5 separate regions of the Mus musculus genome follow, and all the other regions are linked to region 1. A link is a loop called in an ENCODE intact Hi-C map of the cell type or tissue named here. Cell type or tissue: heart. All regions are shown on one strand. Region 1 overlaps Sorbs2 (sorbin and SH3 domain containing 2). Region 2 has its middle 44 kb from the start of Tlr3. Region 3 overlaps Sorbs2 (sorbin and SH3 domain containing 2). Region 4 overlaps Sorbs2 (sorbin and SH3 domain containing 2). Region 5 overlaps Sorbs2 (sorbin and SH3 domain containing 2).

The links. A loop is a pair of places that touch in the nucleus more often than their neighbours do. Peaks named below come from ENCODE experiments on the same cell type or tissue, not always from the same donor. Only the 100,000 strongest peaks of a DNase experiment are listed, where the experiment ranks them.
Region 2: it touches region 1 in a loop (6-fold over the local background); 3 of 42 quality-filtered maps call a loop at or near these places.
Region 3: it touches region 1 in a loop (1.8-fold over the local background); 3 of 42 quality-filtered maps call a loop at or near these places.
Region 4: a loop joins it to region 1, with 2.1 times the contacts of the local background. A loop is called at or near these places in 3 of 42 quality-filtered maps.
Region 5: it touches region 1 in a loop (2.2-fold over the local background); 3 of 42 quality-filtered maps call a loop at or near these places.

What each region holds. Positions count from the first base shown.
Region 1 is chr8:45,657,110-45,661,109 of GRCm38, forward strand. Sorbs2 (sorbin and SH3 domain containing 2) reads left to right here. Exons shown (of 24, transcript NM_001205219.1): 2 at 1,694-1,832. All of the region lies in intron 1 of Gm30635 (a long non-coding RNA gene), which reads right to left. Among named protein-coding and RNA genes, the nearest start is that of Gm51529, 17 kb to the left of the region's middle. In heart, no CTCF peak of the experiment used is centred here; DNase peaks (open chromatin) are centred at 1,562 and 3,702; H3K4me3 peaks cover 3,732 bases; H3K27ac peaks cover 4,000 bases.
Region 2 is chr8:45,452,754-45,456,753 of GRCm38, forward strand. No RefSeq gene overlaps it. Among named protein-coding and RNA genes, the nearest start is that of Tlr3, 44 kb to the left of the region's middle. In heart, a CTCF peak has its summit at 1,730 (motif pointing right); no DNase peak of the experiment used is centred here.
Region 3 is chr8:45,761,713-45,765,712 of GRCm38, forward strand. It overlaps Sorbs2 (sorbin and SH3 domain containing 2), which reads left to right. Exons shown (of 24, transcript NM_001205219.1): 8 at 1,307-1,479. The region is part of intron 1 of Sorbs2os (sorbin and SH3 domain containing 2, opposite strand); the gene reads right to left. Among named protein-coding and RNA genes, the nearest start is that of Sorbs2os, 56 kb to the right of the region's middle. In heart, no CTCF peak of the experiment used is centred here; a DNase peak (open chromatin) is centred at 2,169; H3K27ac peaks cover 350 bases.
Region 4 is chr8:45,778,550-45,782,549 of GRCm38, forward strand. The region is part of intron 12 of Sorbs2 (sorbin and SH3 domain containing 2); the gene reads left to right. The region is part of intron 1 of Sorbs2os (sorbin and SH3 domain containing 2, opposite strand); the gene reads right to left. Among named protein-coding and RNA genes, the nearest start is that of Sorbs2os, 39 kb to the right of the region's middle. In heart, a CTCF peak has its summit at 2,246 (motif pointing left); no DNase peak of the experiment used is centred here.
Region 5 is chr8:45,600,269-45,604,268 of GRCm38, forward strand. The region is part of intron 1 of Sorbs2 (sorbin and SH3 domain containing 2); the gene reads left to right. Gm16351 (a long non-coding RNA gene) reads right to left here. Exons shown (of 5, transcript XR_003947381.1): 1 at 1-4,000. Among named protein-coding and RNA genes, the nearest start is that of Gm16351, 2.6 kb to the right of the region's middle. In heart, no CTCF peak of the experiment used is centred here; a DNase peak (open chromatin) is centred at 1,993; H3K27ac peaks cover 248 bases.

The sequences.
Region 1 (4,000 bases):
TTTTATCAGCTAACAGATCTCACCACTATAGCACACTGCTTGCAAGGGTCACATGACCCTTCGTAGTCTCTACCATGCTTGGTCCACTATGTTTTGAAAATCAACCGTGATGTCATTTATACAAAGAAGAAATTGGGTTTGTATTTGTCTCAAAACAAAGTACACAATAACTGGAGACCCCTCTTGTAGCTCTTGAGAAAACCACTGCTTCCTGACCTGCTCTTATGGCTCTGTGCTGCCTGATAAAGGAAGAGAAGGTTTCAGGAATCTATCTTCATGGAATCAAGGCTTTAAAAAAATATTGCATATTCACTTGGAATAGCCACTGCCTTTCCTTCCAAACTGGTTAGTTTTTTGAAACAAGCTAGGGGCATCTGGGAAGAGGAACCCTTCATTGAGAGATTGCCTGTGGGTAAGCCTTTAGAGCATTTTCTCAATCAGAGATTAATGCGGGCTGGTCCAGCCTACTGTGGGTACTGCCGCTCTTGGACAGGTGGTCCTGGACAGCAGGCTGAGCTACCCAGTAAGCACCTTCCCTCCTAGGTCTTTGCTTCAGTTCCTGGCTTCAGGTTCGTGCCTTGAGTTTCTGAACTGTCTTCTCTCAATGAAGGACTGTGATCCTTAAGATGAAATCAACCTGTTCCTCCCTAGGTTGCTCTTGGTCATGGTGTTTTATCACTGCAATAGGAAGCAAGATAGGACAGTGATATAGCCAGGGCCTAATGAAATAATGTTGCCTACAGAGTCCTTTCCTTCAGTCTTGGTAAAAGGAGACTTTGATTCTGTTTTCACTTATTCTTGCAGCCTGAGTACAATAAACCCATAATAGCCAAAGCACGGTTTATCTGCCCAGTTTTGCATTCCCAGAGCTCCTAGTGAGCTGAGAGATGCTTGCCCCATAAATGCTAAAGGAGGGAACATAGAAATACAACTTCTAGATTGTGGTTATTCATTCTGAAAACCAAATAAAAGTCCGAAGTTTGTCTGTCGTGGTTGGTGACCTGGTGTGAATGAATCTTTTTCCACTGGGCTTTGGGAGGCAGAAGCCTCTCTGCTTCATGTCACTGAATAGTCCCCCAGTCTCAGCCAGCAGATAAGACATGTCATCAGCTTAACCCAGTAGCTTTCAAAAATAGCATAGTTAAAGTGGACATGTAGGTGTGTTCTAGAAAGAAACCATTTGCCTGTGGTCTTAAGAAGAGGCCAGTAGCTGATGTTGCTACCTGAGATCTAAAATGTTGCACTAAGACCGGTTGTGAGCTGGCAAGGAGATAATCAGAAGTCTCCCTCATCAATAGACCTTAGCATCTTACTTCCTACTGATCGGGTAAACCCTTTAGAAAACATCACGGTTGGACCAAGGTACAGTGTTCCTTTAAGATTCTGTGTGTGTGTGTGTGTGTGTGTGTGTGTGTGGTGTTTTCAATAGCGCTGGCAGTTTTCCTCAAAATTTCAATGAATATTTGCACAATGAACCAAGTTGTTGTGGGTTTCCTGGTTTGTGTTGGTCCGCCTCCCCCCCCCCCATGGAGTGGGGGTGGTGAAACGGGCAAGGCATTTTCATCCCTTTGCAGACAAGTCCAGCTGCTGGCAATGCTGAAAATAGCTCAAATGAGCACCACCCAGCAGCTGAGATTCTTTGCCTCTCTCATTGCGTTTTCTCCTGACCCCCATCTCCTTTTCCTCCCTGCAGACGCTTGGATTGGACTTAATCTTAAACCTCTGGAGGTCAAGACCTTTTAAAAAGGGCTAAATAAACACTCTCTACATGTAAAAGGCCAGCGACTCCTACTTCCTCTGTTGGAGCAACTGAGGAGTTCGGCCTCTTCTAGGTAAGGTTTTTATTCGGGGAATAACTTGCTTTCCTGTGTGGTTGTTGACTAGTGTCTCTAAACTAACTTTTTAATAAGCATCAGCGGAGGCCGAGGGATTCCCAGGTAAACGCCGAGTGTGTCGGGATGTGGCAGTTGCAGTAGGCATTTTGTCAGTGTGGTTGTAAACTTTGCCTAAAGCCCTCTGTCCCTGTGGCGGTGGCTGCATGCATACAGACCTGACAGAGGCTGAGCACTGTCTCAGAGTTTTCATTAGGCGTGACTGCCACAGAGCTGAGAAGACCTGTAGACACCGTCATTCCATTGTATAGACTACTTTTTATTTTAACTTTCTAAAGGCATGCTTTAAAGCCAACAAAACGAAGCCCACCAGGGCAAAGACAGCACATTAGTGATTGGTCTTGATGGACAACAAGGCGGCTGCAGAAGAGTGCGGTCCCCACTAAATGTTGTTTTAGTCACTGCTGGTGTGGAATGAGACGTTGTTTAGGGGATTTCAGTATTCTGATCACTATTGGGTTTTTATATGTCTAGTGCACTTTTGGGGTGACTGATTTTGAGAATCCCTTACCGGAGCTGAATCTTATCTAAGCTACTCTTGTGTGAGGTAGATTTTCTGACAGGTTTTTCTCTACTGCGATAGTAAACTTTTTTTATGGATAGTTTTCTGGCTCGCCTCCTTCCCACCTCCTTCTGCTTTGCACTTGACATTTTGCAAAGTACTTTGATCTGTGGACTTTAGCCTCAAACATACCATTTACTTTGATTGTGAGTATTTACTATGTTCAGTAAAAAGGACTTTTTTTTTCCTTAATGCTTTGATAGCAATTCCTTCAGATAATTTACTGGCTTGGGTTCTCCTGCCGTTATGCTTTAGACTTTATTTCTAAAGGAACCTTTAATTTAAAAAGTTTTTTTTTTTTCTGGCAAAGCTCTTTTACCGTGCTGACTTCCTAACATAGCTGTTCTGAGCCTTCCTGATGCTGTGACCCTTGAACACAGTAGCCCCAAGTTGTGGTGACCTCACCCCCATCAGAAAATTATTTTCTCCACTACTTTATAACTGTAATTTTGCTACTGTTATGAATCATAATGAAAACGTCTGATATTTCCAATAGTCTTAGCTGACCTCTGTGAAAGAGTGGTGTCCCCCACCACCCGCTGACATACACACAAAGGGATCACAACCCACAGGTTGAGAGCTACTGATCTCACAACTCAAGATGTCTAAAAGCAAGTAGGAAAGACAGTTCACAGACCCAGTCCCGTCAACCCCCACTTAAGTGCCCTGCTTCCCCAAATTACCACCTGACTTGAGGCTTAATTGTTGCTTTTTTATGAGTACTGAAACCCTTAGTATTTCAAGATGCTTTCTACCAAAAGAGGTTTGGTTAAAATGAACAAACAAAACAAACACAAACAAACAAACAAACACCCCCAAGTATTTAAATGCCATAGTGATCTTTTGAGTAACATACCCAATAAGACAAAAGAAAAAGACACAAGAAAACCAAAAGTTAAATTAAAAAAAAAAAAATCTTAAGAGGCCAGAAGTTTTAGTGAAACTTTTTTTTTTTTGATGAATGGGATAAGGAATGTAAGAGAAAAACAAAATAAGAAGTGGTTCCTAAAACAGACAAATGTTAACGTGTTTTCTAATCATTAATCAGCCTCGTTATTATCTTCACGTTCAAAACCTCATACATAATGAATGTGTTTGCTTCCTTCTCAATTCTACTCCAAGAACTGAATATCGTTCCTCTTCTGCTGGAGGCTAGGAGCCTGAGCCAGTCAGGCAGGCTGTGAGGTCTCCGGCTGTGGCTCCTCGGAGCTGACAGTCTGTTCCGTGAACCTTGTAAAGGAAGGAAGCCAGTGGCCACCAGACAGGACTTGAAGGAGGCAGAGGGAGGGGGAACATTTCGGGACTGTTCCTCCCCAAGTAGGAGCGCATGGAGTTCTCCCTTCGAGAATGCGGATTATTGTAGGGAAAGCTGGGGACAGGTCAGCAGCATTGCCGTGTTCCTTCACCTCTTGGAATCTACATCATTAATTTCTGGGAACAGTCAAACTTCGAGTCCCCCTGTTCAGGGCTTCATGGCTTCCAAGGATCTCTGAGGGATCAGGGATTGCCCCTGTTAGCACTGGGAAGGTTTGGTGAGCATGCCAGG
Region 2 (4,000 bases), 200 kb before region 1:
AAAAAAAAAAAAAAAGAGTAAAGAGAACATGAAAAGGCGGACTGGGGTGAGAATAAGGAACTAGAGAAAGTGGGAGGAGGGAGAAAAGAGGAAATAAGGATGGGGAAGGGAAGAAGGAAGGAAGCAGAAGGGGATGATGGAGAGACTGGAAGAAAGCCCCACAGCTCCGTCTGCATGTGCCAACATATCCCCAGTATTTAAAGGTCAGACAGAGTAAGGGTGGGTGTCCTGAGCCCTGAAGTATGTTCATTACACACGCTAATTAAGCAGCCAGCGTATTCTGGGTTGTCCCAGCATCCATTTTTCTATTATTCTGAATTCTCACAGAATTAAGAAGTTAAAACAGTTGTCAAGATTTGTCAAAGGAGATGTTAAACATCTCCATATACTTATATATCCAATATCTATTTATAGATTAAACATCTATAAAAAACAACAATGTCTAAATTAAGTATGTATTTTTCTTAATACAAGCAGCCCTCCATATCCTGTACTCCTATCTCATAGAAGGTATTTTCTGTTGGTTTGTCTCTTAGTTCTCATATTCTGTCAAAACCATACTCACCATATTATACGGTTTGAATCCAAGTACAACAGCCCTTCTCTTCCTCATACAGTGAAGAGGTGACCTTCTCAGTAGTCATTCATGATGTCTCCTTTGAGATTTAGTGCCTCAAAAGTGATTTAAAGCACGTGGATGGTCGTATATTCTGGGAAATTTCCCCTTTGTACAAGGGCTGAAATATTCCACTGTGCAATGTTATCCCTGTGTAGCACACTCATCTTTGTGATAATGATTGTGCAAAGGCAGCCAGCTATACCACAGGGGTGTTCTGCAAATATGGGTTACACAGTTTTTGAAGAATCATAAAAATAAAAGCATGCATTTTCCCAAAAGCCAAAAACCATGTGTTTTCTTTACAATGAGACTTTTAGTAGTAGGCCTATAATGAAGGCAGGGACACACTCACTCACACGCACACACACACTCACACGCGCACACACACACACACACACACTATGTATAATATAACATAACAGTATAATTTAGCTATATGACAATTGTATATTTTATTGTATATATTTTAATATAATTTACCTACACTATAAATACAATTTTAATGTAAATTGTCTGTACTATTATATAATATAATTTGAATGTAATTTTCCTAGAATATAATTTCAAAATTAGACATTATGCAATGCAACTTTAGCATAATGGGACATAATACAAATTTCAAGTATAGACATTGAATGTCTGGGGCAAATCCTAAAACAGAATTTCAAAGAGGCGTTCTAAGTGACAACTGAGAAGTATCCTTTTTCCTCACTGGTAACATGTTTATTTAGAATTTTATGCTTTTCCACTTTGTATAAAGGCGCTGGACTCTCATCTGTGAGGCTGACAAGGGGGGATTGTTTGCAGAGTTAACCGATAAAAGATCACTCGAAGATTCAGTAGGGATTGAAGTATCTTGAATCTAACCGGAAGAATGTTGCACTATGAATGAGATAAATGTGTGATCTACTGCCCCGAAGGCTGAGTTGGACTCTGGGGCTGTAACCACCCAGATAAGTTAGACAAAACCAGGATTATTGGGGTCTGGATTTTACCCAGTGAATTCTGCCAATCATTTCCTTCCCGTTGGCGAGCGAGCAGCAGATTGCTGTTCACAAAGTCCTCAGATTACCCACAGGGTGCTGAGAGAATATTAAAATAAATTCCAGTTCTGCCCATTGACCACAAGAGGGCATTGTTGTTCTCTGGATGTACAGCCAAGAGTTCTAACAGGAAACCATAGGAAGCCTACAATGCAGGGTACAAGTAGTAGACCTGGAATGCCAGGGCTGTGCCCATGCACCACGGCTGCCAGTCACATTGCCAACAGAACATCACCCCCACGCTGAGTAGCGGAGAAAAGGAGAGTATCTTCAACACCCTGTTCTAGTCCCTTAAGTCTCTTCCTATGTGTTGAGCTCTCGGTACCTATCTGTGACCATACTATGCACTCTGGCAGGGGTTGGTCCATCGCAATGAGTACCTTAAGACAGGAATTTACCCATCGGCATGATAAAATAGTGTGGATCATCTCTCCCTGAGGAGACTACTGAGTCTCCTGGGGGGTAGGGTGTCCATCTTTCCTTTTGTTTCCTTTCTTCTCATCTCTGTGGGTGACCATCTCCTTGCTCTCCATTTCCAGCGCCCCAGATCTCAGTGATCACTTTTGGTTTTTCTCACAGCCTCTGCTAGCTTCCGGCCTCTGCTAGCTTCCGGCATCCAACCCTCCTTTCTGCAGTGTCCTCCAGTCTTACCTAACATGTCACCTACACAAAGACCTTTCCTTAAGCTTTATTTAAATCCGCAGGCTGGGGCGGTTGCATCTGAGTAGCTCTACCTCGCTCACACTGTCTGACACATGATGTATTTTTATGGTGTCTATTGCCAGTCCCTTGCTAAGGAATGCGATTCACAAGGGAGTTTCTGTCTATTTTGTCCTCGACCATATCTCATTGCTTCCCAAAGTGCCCAGCACATGATCAACATGTGGTAAACCTATTTTGAATGAATTAAAAAAAAAAAAGTATTTAACAGAGAATTTTCCCAAGCCTGGGCAGAATAAAAAACAAACAACAAAACCAACTTGTTAACGTGAGCAACCAAAGCTGTTCAGAGAACAAAAGTTAAAGGTCACTAATGGAGGGAACCATGAAAGCCTGCAGTAACATCACAGCTCTGATAGTGGATATTAGCCCAGAAACTTAGAATACCCAAGATATAAGATACAATTTGCAAAACACATGAAACTCAAGAACGAAGACCAAAGTATGGACACTTTACCCCTTCTTAGAATTGGGAACAAAACACCCATGGAAGGAGTCACAGAGACAAAGTTTGGAGCTGAGACGAAAGGATGGACCATCTAGAGGCTGCCATACCCGGGGATCCATCCCATAATCAGCCTCCAAACGCTGACACCATTGCATCCACTAGCAAGATTTTATTGAAAGGACCCAGATGTAGCTGTCTCTTGTGAGACTATGCCGGGGCCTAGCAAACACAGAAATGGATCCTCACAGTCAGCTATTGGATGGGTCACTGGGCTCCCAATGGAGGAGCTAGAGAAAGTACCCAAGGAGCTAAAAGGGTCTACAACCCTATAGGTGGAACAATATGAACTAACCAGTACCCCCTGGAGCTCGTGTCTCTAGCTGCATATGTAGCAGAAGATGGCCTAGTCGGCCATCATTGGGAAGAGAGGCCCATTGGTCTTGCAAACTTTATATGCCTCAGTACAGGGGAAAGCCAGGGCCAAGAAGTGGGAGTGGGTGGGTAGGGGAGTGGGGGGGGGTATGGGAGACTTTTGGGATAGCATTGGAAATGTAAATGAAGAAAATACCTAATAAAAATAATAATTTTTAAAAAATCTACAGAAATTGTACAAATGAGATTTTTCTGGGCTGCACAACGAGCCAAGAATTCTTTGATATGAAGACCCCTAGAAGCTGAGTCACAGGAGACTCTGGGAAGCTGAGCTTAAGGATGGTTAGTTGAAGATTTCAAAACCATCTGCCCCACAGCATTGTCTTCTGTGGTGCCAAGCTGAGAACATGTCTATAGTTCCAAGAGCGTGCTATGAGGACTTCAGTAGGAATAGGTAACGTGACAGTCACCACTCACAAAGCCCAGGTTGTTTAGAGAGACAGTGCTTTGTAATATTAATTCTTCCTAACATTTTCTTTTAATTTATAGATGGGGCCAGCCCATAGGAACTACCTATGTTACTACACATTTGACAACAAAGCGTGTTTGTACAATGCCACATGTTTTTATTTTCTATCCTTGTGCTTTGAAATCTGGGGCCTTTGCCGACTGTCGGTGACTGCTCACCTTATGTCAGCAAGGACCTGGAGACAACACAGAGCTCCTAACAGAAGAAGATCCCAGGACAAATGAGACGATCTAAGTTCAGCTCCTACCCTCCTACTATAATATCACGCT
Region 3 (4,000 bases), 100 kb after region 1:
GCCACTATAGTAATATACTGGATATTAGCCTTGAGAGAGCTTAATGCTAAATACCCATGTGAAAATGAGTCAAATTCTTAAATGTTTATTTTATGTTGTTCTATGTGACATCATCATAAAATACACATATATAATATAAAAGTTCATTATACATGATATAAATATTAGTTGTAATTCATATATATGAAAATGAAACAAACACATATATATGAATAGAATCAGCAAATGCTATCCTGAAACAAACAAAAAAATGTTTTCAGCTTCCACAGAAAGGAACTAAGTGACAGACTTTGCTAAGACAGGTCATGCAGTCTTTAAAACAGCAGGAAGTCACATCACTACTGTTTGACAAGCCTGCCAATGATGCTGATTTTCCAAAACTATTATTTTTACCTCAGAATGAACAGAACAGGTAGTGTATACATGTGTTCTGTTACCCCTGAAAGTATTCCAAAGATTCATAATCTTAACGTGAAGATAGAAATTTGTTTTTTTTTCTTTCCATTTTTTATTAGGTATTTAGCTCATTTACATTTCCAATGCTATACCAAAAGTCCCCCATACCCACCCACCCCCACTCCCCTACCCGCCCACTCCCCGAAGATAGAAATTTGATGAGCCTCATGTAACCATGTATGTAACTTTAATCCTTAAAACAACTGTCTGTCTTGAAGGATAAACCGCCATTGCATGGGCATTTCACCATAAAGCCAACAATATTAAATAAAATTCAATAAAACCTAATTACTGAAAAAGCACTTATTTACCTAGAAGCCTTCACTTTTCTAGTGCGTATCTAGTTCTAAACATAATTTTCAATTGACTTTTATTTTCATTTTATTTTTACGGAATTGTATCTTTGGATCATAATCCTATGACTTCTCTAAAACACCTTACTACTTTCTCACGATGGCAGCCATAAGCCTCATGAGGATCATTATGAGTTGTGACCTGAGTACACTTTACCAGGTTTCTTTCGGCTTCTGCTGCCCCCACCCCACCCCCACCCTTGTCCTGTCCCTCCCAAGATTTCGGGAAGGAAAGTGAGGTGGGACATGCTCAGTGTCTCCTCAATGGTGGCTGCACATGTCATTCATCAAACATTCCTCCTCTCGTCCTTCTTTGTAAGACACCGAAGTCCTTGGTGTCCCATGCATATGTGTAATACCTGCTGCTGAACGAGACAGAGTAAATATGGGAAAAGGCACGGAGGTAGAAAGGATTCTACGATGGTTGTCAATCAATGGACAAGAGGCACCATTAGTTTATACCCAATGTGTTCCCTGTCACTGTATTTTCCACTCAGATTCTGCAGAGACATATTCCCAGCATGCCCAGTCCCTGGATGGCACCATGGGAAGCTCCATCCCGCTCTATAGATCCTCCGAGGAAGAGAAGAGGGTCACGGTCATCAAAGCCCCGCATTACCCAGGGATCGGCCCTGTGGATGAGTCTGGAATCCCCACAGCCATTAGGACGGTAAGCCACGCATACCAGCACATGTGTCCCTCTGGGTCTGTGTTTGAGCTCCACAAAGGATGGATTGTGCATAGCTCTGTGCATTCCTAGGGTCTTATAGCATAAAGATTGTCCTCGGAGCCTTCCGAGCTGCCATGAATACCACGCTGTGTGGCAGAGGGCTGGGCGGTGAAGATAATCTCACAGTCTGTTTTCTCCATTTAAATTTAAAACCATGAAAATGGAGGAGTTTGTTAACTAATAACACTTTGTTTTTAACTTTCTATCAAAGCAAGGTGAAGCCTAGAGAGAGAAGGAAGGCGGGGTGGGGGGAGTTACTCCTTTCACAGCCCGCAATTCCCACATGCACTGTAAAAAGACAAGTGATTTGTTTCTTGAAATGGATGTGAGTTAACACCACGGGATGGGAAACTGTGAATTGGGACTTGGGAGGCGAGATGATTGGAGTGAAGGGAAGTAATGTCATGGGAGGGAAAAAGCTGTCAGAGAGAGAGAGAGAGAGAGAGAGAGAGAGAGAGAGAGAGAGAGAGAATATTTGCGCATCCCTCCCAGCTGGGCCTGCTGAGAGCTCTCTGTATGATAAGTGAAAGTGGAAAGTGGAAAGCATTGAGGGCATTTTTTTTAAGTCTTTAAACTCTGCCAAAGCGTTACTCAGTGCGCTGCCAGGGCAGCCCTTTCTGGGGCAGCCCTTTCTGGCAACGCTGCTCACAGCAGCAGAGCCTAGGCAGGCAGCTGTGTGCTGACCAGGTCCACGGCAAGAGGAGGTCTGTGAGATCAGAGAAGGAAGACCCGGGAAGGCAGGATGAGAGCCACAGCGTCTTTGCAGGTGAAGGTGGAGGCGGGGGCTTGAGAGGAGGCAGCTCCAACTGCAAAGAGGTTGCCTCTGCACCCACATAAAGGGCCGAGGTGCTGCCAAGAGTAGGTTTTCCTTGAACGGAAATGCAGGGGACCAGAGGCAGTGAGGAACCTAGAAAAAGAATGGTCAGGGTATCAGGCAAGAAGCAGTGGTGAGACAGGAAACATTTTGAAGAAGTTGTAGAAGTACGAGGGTTTCCTTCTGTCTTTGAGTTTGCAATCATCATGTTTTATATACAGAGTTCAGAATTGATTATTCTTGGCATTGGTGTTGTGGTTGAAGCCAAAAAAAAAAAAAGTATATCTGTATAGCATGCATTTGGGATTTAGACTTCTCAGATTGATAATAATGTTGAATGTAACTAATTATAAAGCTCAAAAATTTTGTGTTGGAAATCATGATGGTCATATTTAAGTGACAGAAAAATCCCAGGGCTTGTGACTAATATGCTCCGTTTTATGACAGTTGTATGTTTCTAATGGCAGTGTTTTGACATTTGTTTTCCCTTCAGAATTTCTGACTTGAAGTGGCTAAGTTTGAATTTTCCCATGGTAAATGAAGGCATAGTGACTCAGTCAGGAGTAGTGTTGTGGATTTTGCCTGTTAGCCCTTGAGACACAGTATGCACATAGGCCATTGCTTTCTATGCAGTTACAGTCGGTTTGGTTTGGGGTTTTTGTTGTTGTTGTTGTTGTTGTTGTTGTTTTTGGTTTGGGTTTTTTGTTTTTTTTTGTTTTTTGGGGTTTATTTTTAGGGTTTTTGTTTGTTTGTTTGTTTGTTTGTTTTGTTTTTGTTTTTCGAGACAGGGTTTCTCTGTGTAGCCCTGGCTGTCCTGGAGCTCATTTTGTAGACCAGGCTGGCCTCGAACTCAGAAATCCACCTGCCTCTGCCTCCCGAGTGCTGGGATTAAAGGCGTGTGCCACCACGCCCGGCTACAAGTATGTTTTTTAAGTTAGTAAAGAATATATAAAGATAGGCACATTAATGTGACTCACTCTTTCTAATGTACAGACTTCTAATCGGGGATGTTTTACTTGATAAACTGTTGCTTTGTTGGGCTTTTTAAGGAAAAAAAATCTAAGATGTTGGAGGTGCATGATAAAGCAGTTAATAAAAGTAATATAAAATTTATATTATCTGCTGCCAAATGATGAGCAACCACATACATCCACTAAAAGTGTGATGATAGTCTCCCTTATAGGAACTGAAGGTGAATTATTCGCCACTGCAGAAGGGTCCTTATAAGGAGCCCTCTTTTTTTTTCCTGTATAACTTGCTCAGACTTTTAAAGCTGCACAAAGACAGGAGGGGTCCTGTCTGTGTTTACTACTCGGTAGGCTTACTAACTACATATGCAAGGATAGATCTGTGTTTATAAATGCCTGCCATCCCTGAGCCAAGAATGTCCGAGGTCATTTTCTTCCCTCATTCGTGTAGAAAGTAAAGATTACCAGACTCAGGTGGCCTCAGCCTCCTGCTCGGTATGGACATTAAAAGCGGGACTCTCTCACTCAGGCATGTCAGGGAATCCGCTCAGATAATTAATGGATGCCATGGTAACAGGATATTGTAAAGTGGTCCAGTGACTGCTAAAAACAAGCACCGGACACCCTCTACTTTTGACTTCTCATGAATTCAAAATGCCTTTGAGGATGTCTCATCTCC
Region 4 (4,000 bases), 120 kb after region 1:
CGGGGAAGCACTCCATAAGACCTTCTCCTGGAAGGTTTCTCTTCCCCACTCCTCAGCTTTATCAGAGGCACACTTGGCCTAGGGGCTTGTTCACCCTCAGCAGCGGGTTTGTAGCCCTTCTTGCTGGATACCTGCAGTTCCCACTTTGACATCCTTACCACTCACCTGTCCACCTCTCTGGGTTCCTCACTACACGTGAGGCTCCCTGAAAGCGGGCAACCTTGACTGACAGAGCATCCTCTATCTTCCATACCCAACTCAATGCCTGGCATGTGGTACCTATGCAGTAACTAACTCCTTGTGTGACTAAGTGAATGGAACTGATGTTACCTTTGCAGTGGATGGATAAAACACATGGCCAGAGATTGAGTCTATCTAGGAGGCCCAGTGGGTCTCCATCAAGACCCACAGATGGAATTCACAAATAACTCTAGCTCAGCGTCTAAGAGGGAGCGGTTCTGTTTAAGCAGAAATCCTCATATCCTGGCGATGGGGAGGGAAGGATATTACCTTCATCCTTAGCAATTGAAGCCACATCTACCTATTTATACACTTTACCAGGGAGACAAAAAAGGAAATTCATTTCTTTGAATTTTTAATTCAAATATTTATAATCAAATCAAATATTTATTTGATTATAAATTTCAGTGCTGACTAAATGGGCCTAATGTCTGATCCAGGAGAGGCCTTGTGATCACCAGAAATTTGTGTTAAATGATTTGATCCACCGATTAGACCACATTTCCAGTTTACAGACTCCATATGACAATCATAGCAACTTCACTGGGATAATATTAATAAAGGCATAACTGATCATCTAAATTGGATACACTTGTAAATCAGCCATGTTAATTGCCTTTATGCTTAATAAAATTTAAAAAAAGAATCCACTAAGGCATTGTTACCTTTGATACAGTAACTGTGCTTACATCTAATAATAGCCAAAAGGAACACAACCGGATGAGTTGAAAAGGCAATTTAAACCACCAGAGACTATGGGCTCATCAAGAGAAATCACTACTCACAGTTAAAGCTATAAAAATCTGGGAAGGTATAGCTGATGGTTTGACCCATGAAGAATTATCCCATCATGCAATAGTACTTTCTGGGGAAAACAAACAGAAGCCTATCAACCCATGCCTTGAAGCTTGAAAGCCAATGAGCATTTATGAGAACAAACTCAGGTCCTCCAGTGTGTTTAGGGTAACCCAGAAAGCGTGTGCCCAGCAAAAGGCTTTTACGTTGGGGAAACATTAAAAACCATGCGGTCTAGGGAGCTTTCGAGAGCAATCACATGTGAGCCCTGGTGTTAGTGTATCTTAAGCACTTCTCACGCTGGAGGTGGATGGTCTGTGTGAGTGAAAGGTTGCTAGGTTTGTGAACTGACAGAAATAAAACAGAGCGAGAGAGACATTCCATCCATCGGAAGCTGCTCTCCCGCCATTGCGGGAATTACACTGAGAGGTAGCTGTTCCCTGGTGGATTCCCATGAAGAGGAGTTTCTCTGGTGTGAGGGAGGAGAGGGAATGCGGACAGAGATCCTACGCCTGTGCTTCCGTTATCTGACAGTCTGCATATGTGTCGCTGATTGTGGCAGTAGTTCTGGATCCTTTAGAAATAGTTCTGGATTGCTACGGGATGCATTCAATTATTGTATAACTAAAAGAATTCATCTAGACAGTTTACTGGCATCTCCTTTTGGGGGGAGTCTGGCCTTTTGGGGGGTGTCTATTTGTTGGGGATTATCTTGCTTGATATTGTTTGTTTTATGTTCTTTTGAGATAAGCCCAGGCTGATTTCAAACTCACCATCCTCTTCCCGCTAGCTCCTAAGTACCTGCAATTCAAGTGTGCACCAGCATGCCCAGCCGATAAAGCAAAGGCTCTGCTCGAATGCGTACAACTCACAGCATTGCAGAATTGCTAAGGATGACCTGTTGCTATCTAGGGGACTTTCTGTGCGACTATCTGTTTGCACAGATTTTACCAGGTTGCTCACTGTGACTATAGACTGAAGCTTTAATACACAGAGCCCTTTCTATCCTTTCTATTTATTGAAATCGCTAGTTTCAAATTTGGAGCAGGATGATAGCTATCTCCTCCTTTCCGCAGATTCTACAGAAATGTATCTCCACCAAGGAGAATATGGGCTGTCGATTTGTCATTGATTTCCTTTAAGTCAAGTTGACTTTAAAAAGCTTGTCTATTTGTTTAGTAAGTTTGCTGCCCCCTAGTGTTCTGTTCATGTGTTTTGAAGCAACTCTTTCCCCTTCTAAGAATGGTTCTCAAATTCCTCATGATGTGGTGACCCCTAACCATAAAATTTTTTTCGTTGCTAATTTATAACTGTAATTTTGCTACTTCTATGAATCCTAATGTAAATATCAGTGTTTTCCACTGGTCTCAGGAGACCCACAGGTTGAGAACCACTGCTCTGACAAATTCCTATCTTCCCTCAGCAAAATCAAACACTCCAGATGGGTGTAGGTCATCCCAACAGTAGCTGAAAGCAAAACTTTAAAAAGTGACCATTCATAGACACTAAACATCCAGCAATGGAAACTATGGAGTTTGGAAGAATTTGAGGGTTGTCTTCTGTTAAGGAGATAGTATAGCTGTCTGAACTACACAAAGGTTAGCCACCAGTCCTCTCTGCTGTTAACTGTTCAAAGATAAAAGCACCTATGAAGTAATTATACACTACAGCTGGCATTGTCTAAACAATTGGAGAAAAGTAACATTTCATCACTAACAAAATCTTAACATTCCTATAACTAGTGAATCAAAATTTTTAATTCGGTGGAAAGCATGTGTTTCTTTTAAGCCTGTGAAAATTGGTTACTGGCAGGTGTTCTCTTTAACAGATCTCACTGTTAATTTTGAAACCAAAAGTAACCTTGACATAGATTAGGGTAAATATCTCAGAGCTTCCGCAGAACATGTGCTCTCGTTCTGATTGAATGGCCGCTTCAACTGTTAGTGATGGAAAAAACAAACAAACAAACAAACAAAACCTCATAGCCAAAGACTAAACACTAAAAGTAATAGTAAATGCTACAAGGCCACTTGCAGCGCTCAACCAACAGTGTCACATTTTGCATACACATAAATTCCTGTATGTGTCCATCCAGACACCCGCTTGGGATGTCATCAACCAGGGTACAAGCATGCCACTATGAAGTGTTATTCGCTCACCATTGGTCACAAGCAACTCCCAGGGTTATTCTGCAGTCTTTATAATCACCACCATTAACTCTATCATTGTAATGTCAGTGAAACACTATAATAGTATGTGATGGTATGTAATAGCATGTAATGAATGATATGTAATAGTATGTAATAGATGATGAAACAGTACAATATTTCACTACTACTAAGCCCATGACAAAATAGCCTATTTTTTTTAATGTGGTAAATATCAACGGCCCCAGCATTACAGGGTTACAGAGCAACTCAGTAGGAATCCTTGAGCCCCTTAAGAATTCTAGGGGAATAATATGGGATTGAAGGGGTGGGTGTTTAGCAGCCCTCCCAGATGGTACTGTGGACTTCACGGCTTTTCTCTTGGTTGGCATGAATGGCTTTTAGGGAACCAAGTAACTTTCCTTAGAATTTTTTCTGACTTAATATATTATATAACACAACTATATACATTTCATTAGGGACATCAGATATATCAAAGAAGTAGCTAGGGACACATTCAGTACCTTGAGCATCATTTTATAGAAAAGCAACCACCATGAGAGCATCTAGCCTGGTGGGTATCATAATAAAAAAAACAAAAAACAAAAACATTAAAGGTTAATGTTAACTCCATTAAGGAAAGGCTGTGTCTACGTTCTATTGCTAAAGTAATTGTGTTTGTTTTTCTCAACTGTTTATGTTAACAACCCAAGCATTTCTGTCTTAAACTTGACACTCATAAACCACTCAGGCCAGTCAGTCACACCCCATACCCTCCCTCCCTTACCCACTATGCTAAGCCTAATTTACCCACACCC
Region 5 (4,000 bases), 57 kb before region 1:
AACTTTGACATCAGATTACATGTCCCCTTAACTTGGATCTTCTCTTTTCTAAATTCATTAAGGCTATTCTATTTCCTCTGATTTTCCACACAGATTTAGAATCAACTCATTAATCTCTCAAGATAACTTGTTGGCATGTTGATAGAAATAGACATTTTTTTTAATTGTATCTTATTACACTGAGTCTAGATTTGTTTGGAGAGAATAGATAGCTCAAAGTCAACTATTTGTCTCATCCAAGAGCCTGATATACCTCCCCGCTCATTTATGTCTGCTTTAGTGTCTTTAATACACATATTTTTAGCTATAATAAATAACTTAGTTGTTGGGGGATTATTTTGGTTTGGTTGGTTTTGGTTTTGTTAGTTTGTTGTTGTTTGTTCCTGAGCACTGAAATTAAAAGTGTGCACCACTGGCTTAATAGTTTAGTTTTAATTATATAAAACTTGGAACAGTTTTAAATTTACCTCTGGGTATTTACTTTTGGGTGTGACTGCAACTGATACTTTTATTTTCAGTTGTCTATTGCTATTATGCACACTTCTGGTGTGTTTATATGCATTCAGTGTACATCCTGCAATCTTATTAAACTCAGGCATTATCTCTCAGAGCTCTTGAGTATTCTCTGAGATATCCTTTTTGGATAGCTTGTTCTCTGTGAATGGAGGCAGCTAAGGGTCTCTTCCCACCTGAGTGTCTGTTCTCTCCCTATTGCCTTGCTGAGGAGATCTAATACAATAATAAACAAGAGCTGCAAACACAGAAATCCGTTCCTGCTCTCAACCAATTGTGCTTTAGCTCCTGTTTTCTTTTTTTCCCCCACAACTGAATTTTGTAGTCCCAACCCAAATTCTCCCTGCTCTCTCCCTGACATGGTAGGTGCCTCTTCTTCCAGCTGCCCTTATTGGGTGTGTCGTGCATAGTCGCAGATCCCTTGTTGTCGCATAGACTCTTGGCTTTGATGTCTTACTTCTGAACAAACTCCTCCCACGTCCCTTACTGAATGCCGGGTCTTTCCTAAAGGACACTTCTGTCCAGCTCCATGCAGATGGCAGGTCTGAGTGGCGCATCACTTATCCAAAATCACTGCTTTTCCATTTGCTACAGAGCTTGTTTCTCTAGTACATTAAAAAAGAAAAAATCCTGGATCTAAGGATATTGCCAGTTGGTTAAACATCCTCGTGTCTTATTTCAAGTATTGAACCAGAGCCAAGCAGGCCTTCCATGATATTTCTCTCTCACCCTCAGGCTTGTTTGACTCCTAACACTTCCCTTCTTGTCCCTTGTTGTGTGTGTCTTTCAGGATCAAATGTGACCTCCTTAGGAGGCTTTTTTCTCTACTCAGTCTAGGTCATACTACCACTTATATGTTTTCCTTCATCTGATCATCTGTTATTTTCTTCCTAGCATTACTCTCTGACATTTAAGTATTGGTTTATTGTGTTATTTTTTTATCTCTAGAAAGTAAGCCTCCATTGAGGGCAGGAGACTGGCATTGTAACTGTAACTTGCTTCTGATTCCAATGCCTGAACTCACAGTAGATGTTTAACAAATAATGAACGCTGAATGAACGAAATCTCTAATTTTCCATCCATTTGGTTACTGAAGATAGAAACTTAGTATTGTCTTATTCCAGCAATGAAATGGAAACCATTCTAGATTCTGTGTGTGTGTGTGTGTGTGTGTGTGTGTGTGTGTGTGTGTGTGTGTGTGTGTACACCTCCTCCTTTCCCTCCTTCCCTCCCCTTCTATCCATACCTCCCTCCCTCTGGTGGGCTGGTAATCAACTTCAGGCCTTACTGATGTTGAACAAGCTCCCTACTTCTGAGCTACACATGAGACTCTTACATCAGAAAATGATTTAACACGGGGAATTAGGAAATTCAGGAATCTATTGTAAGCACAAAAGCAGCAGAGGCCAGACACACCACTGCCAGCGATTAGGAAAACAAATTTTAGGAATTCTGATGAACTCCTGCCAAAGATCTCAGCTGTCCATCGCACCAAAGATTCTCAAGGGGTTTTGCAGTAGTCCTGGCAAAAGCCCATCCTGCCAATTGCCAGTACTCATTTGCTTACTCATCGCTGCTGAGTAATAACAGGATTTCTTTCTTTTCCATTTTCCCATATTTCATGAGTTCTTTTCAGAGCAGAAATCTGATGTGAGATCCTGCTTGCCAAAGAGAAATTACCCATTAGCTCAGGACCCCAGCTACCTCTGAAGAAGGAAAGAGAAAGAGAAGGGAGAGAGAGGGAAGAAAGGAGAGAGAAGAGAGAAAGGAGAGACACTAACAACCCAACTCATAAGCTCACCTTCCAATCTATGATGAAGTTCACTTGTTTTTACTCAAGTCTTAGTCTCTCCATATCTCCGTTGTCTGTGCTCCGCTAGCCCTTCCTACCTCTATAAAATAGGACACTATCCTCTGCCACAGCCTGACTGGCATGCTCCTCTTCATCCTGCTTTGTTAATGTGCTGGAAATATATACAACTCTCTCGTTCCCCAGCTCAGGAGGCCCCAGTGCTTCTCATTGCCTGTGAGTGTAAATGGAAGTACCTCGGCGTGGGAAGAAAGGCCAGTGCTTTGTCCTTCTTTAGCAGCATCCTGTTAGCTCTCTCTGCCTTATTCTTATGAATCATGATGCAGACTCTCAGCTACCACCAAAGCACCACGCCAGTCTGCCCGTTGCCGTGCTTTTTGCCACGATGCCCTGAACTCTATTTTACCCTCCAGAACCATGAGCCGCAATGCAAACACTTTTCTCTTATAAGTTACTTTGGTCCTGGTGTTTTGTCCCAGCAACTAAAAAGTACCTTATCTTACTCCATTTCCTTTGCCTCGCCCCATCCTTTGGCCTTTTATAATGCCCATCCTACAATTGAGTAGGACCCTCCCCAAAACAGTGCTGCCATTCAGATTGTATGAGTCTGTCCACCTATAGAATTATAAGAGTCTTTCTGACTGTAGACTTCATAAAAGAAGAATAAGTTCTAGGAATATGTCACCTCTTCTCTAGAGTTAACATCTTCAAGATCATGTTTTGCCACTTTCAGAGACTCATTTGGAGAGTCTTAGCATCTTATTTAAAGATGCTTTCTCTGCCTTGAGCCTGTGTGTGGCAAATTAAACCAAAGAGCGTATATTAGACTATGCCATGCTTATTTGACTTTGGATTCAACTACTTTCTGGCAGTTTTTGAATTCTTTCTCCTAAGCAAGCACACTTTTTTTGCCATTTCAGAATCTCTCTCAGACAGACTGTGTAGCATTAGAGTTGAATGTTCTCCCATATCTTGCAAAATAACACCACATGGCATTAGACCTTGAAGATCCAGTGCCTAAAAGGCAGAGGGTAAGGAATGTCTTGTAAGAACATTTGCTACTCTTGTGAAGGACTTTGGTTTGGATCCCAGCACCTACATGGTGGCTCGCAACCACCTGTAACTCCAGCACTAGGTGATCCAACACCATCTCTGGCCTCTACAGGCTACAGGATGCATGAAATGCATATAAACCCATGCAGTGCACATATACACATAAGTAAAGCATAGTAGTAAATAAAAAGTAAAGAAGATGGAATGAAGCTGTATACCTTAAAGCTTTTCCTCTCTGCTATGCTGTGGTCACGGTGAAGGTTTGCACATTCCAGATTTTTATGTGTAAGGAAGTCTCTGAGGAAACCAAGACCTCTGTGGCATGAGTTGTGCCAGACCTAGGTGGCAAATTGCCAGAACTGAAACTCCACTGGGCATGATAGTGGTCTTGCCTGCCCCGGGAAGGTGGAGGCAGCCAGCCTGTGGGGTAAGATGTTGGCAAGGCAGGGGCATTGTTATGGTTTTACAGTCATAGGAATGGAGCAGAATTCCAGCTGAGACCACTCCAGCTGAGACCTGAGAGCTATGGGGGTGAATGGGAATAAGCAGACCTCCTGTGTGCAGAGCTGGAGTCCTATCCATACTCTACAGTGCCATAGCTGAAGGAAAGTGAGGAAACACTGG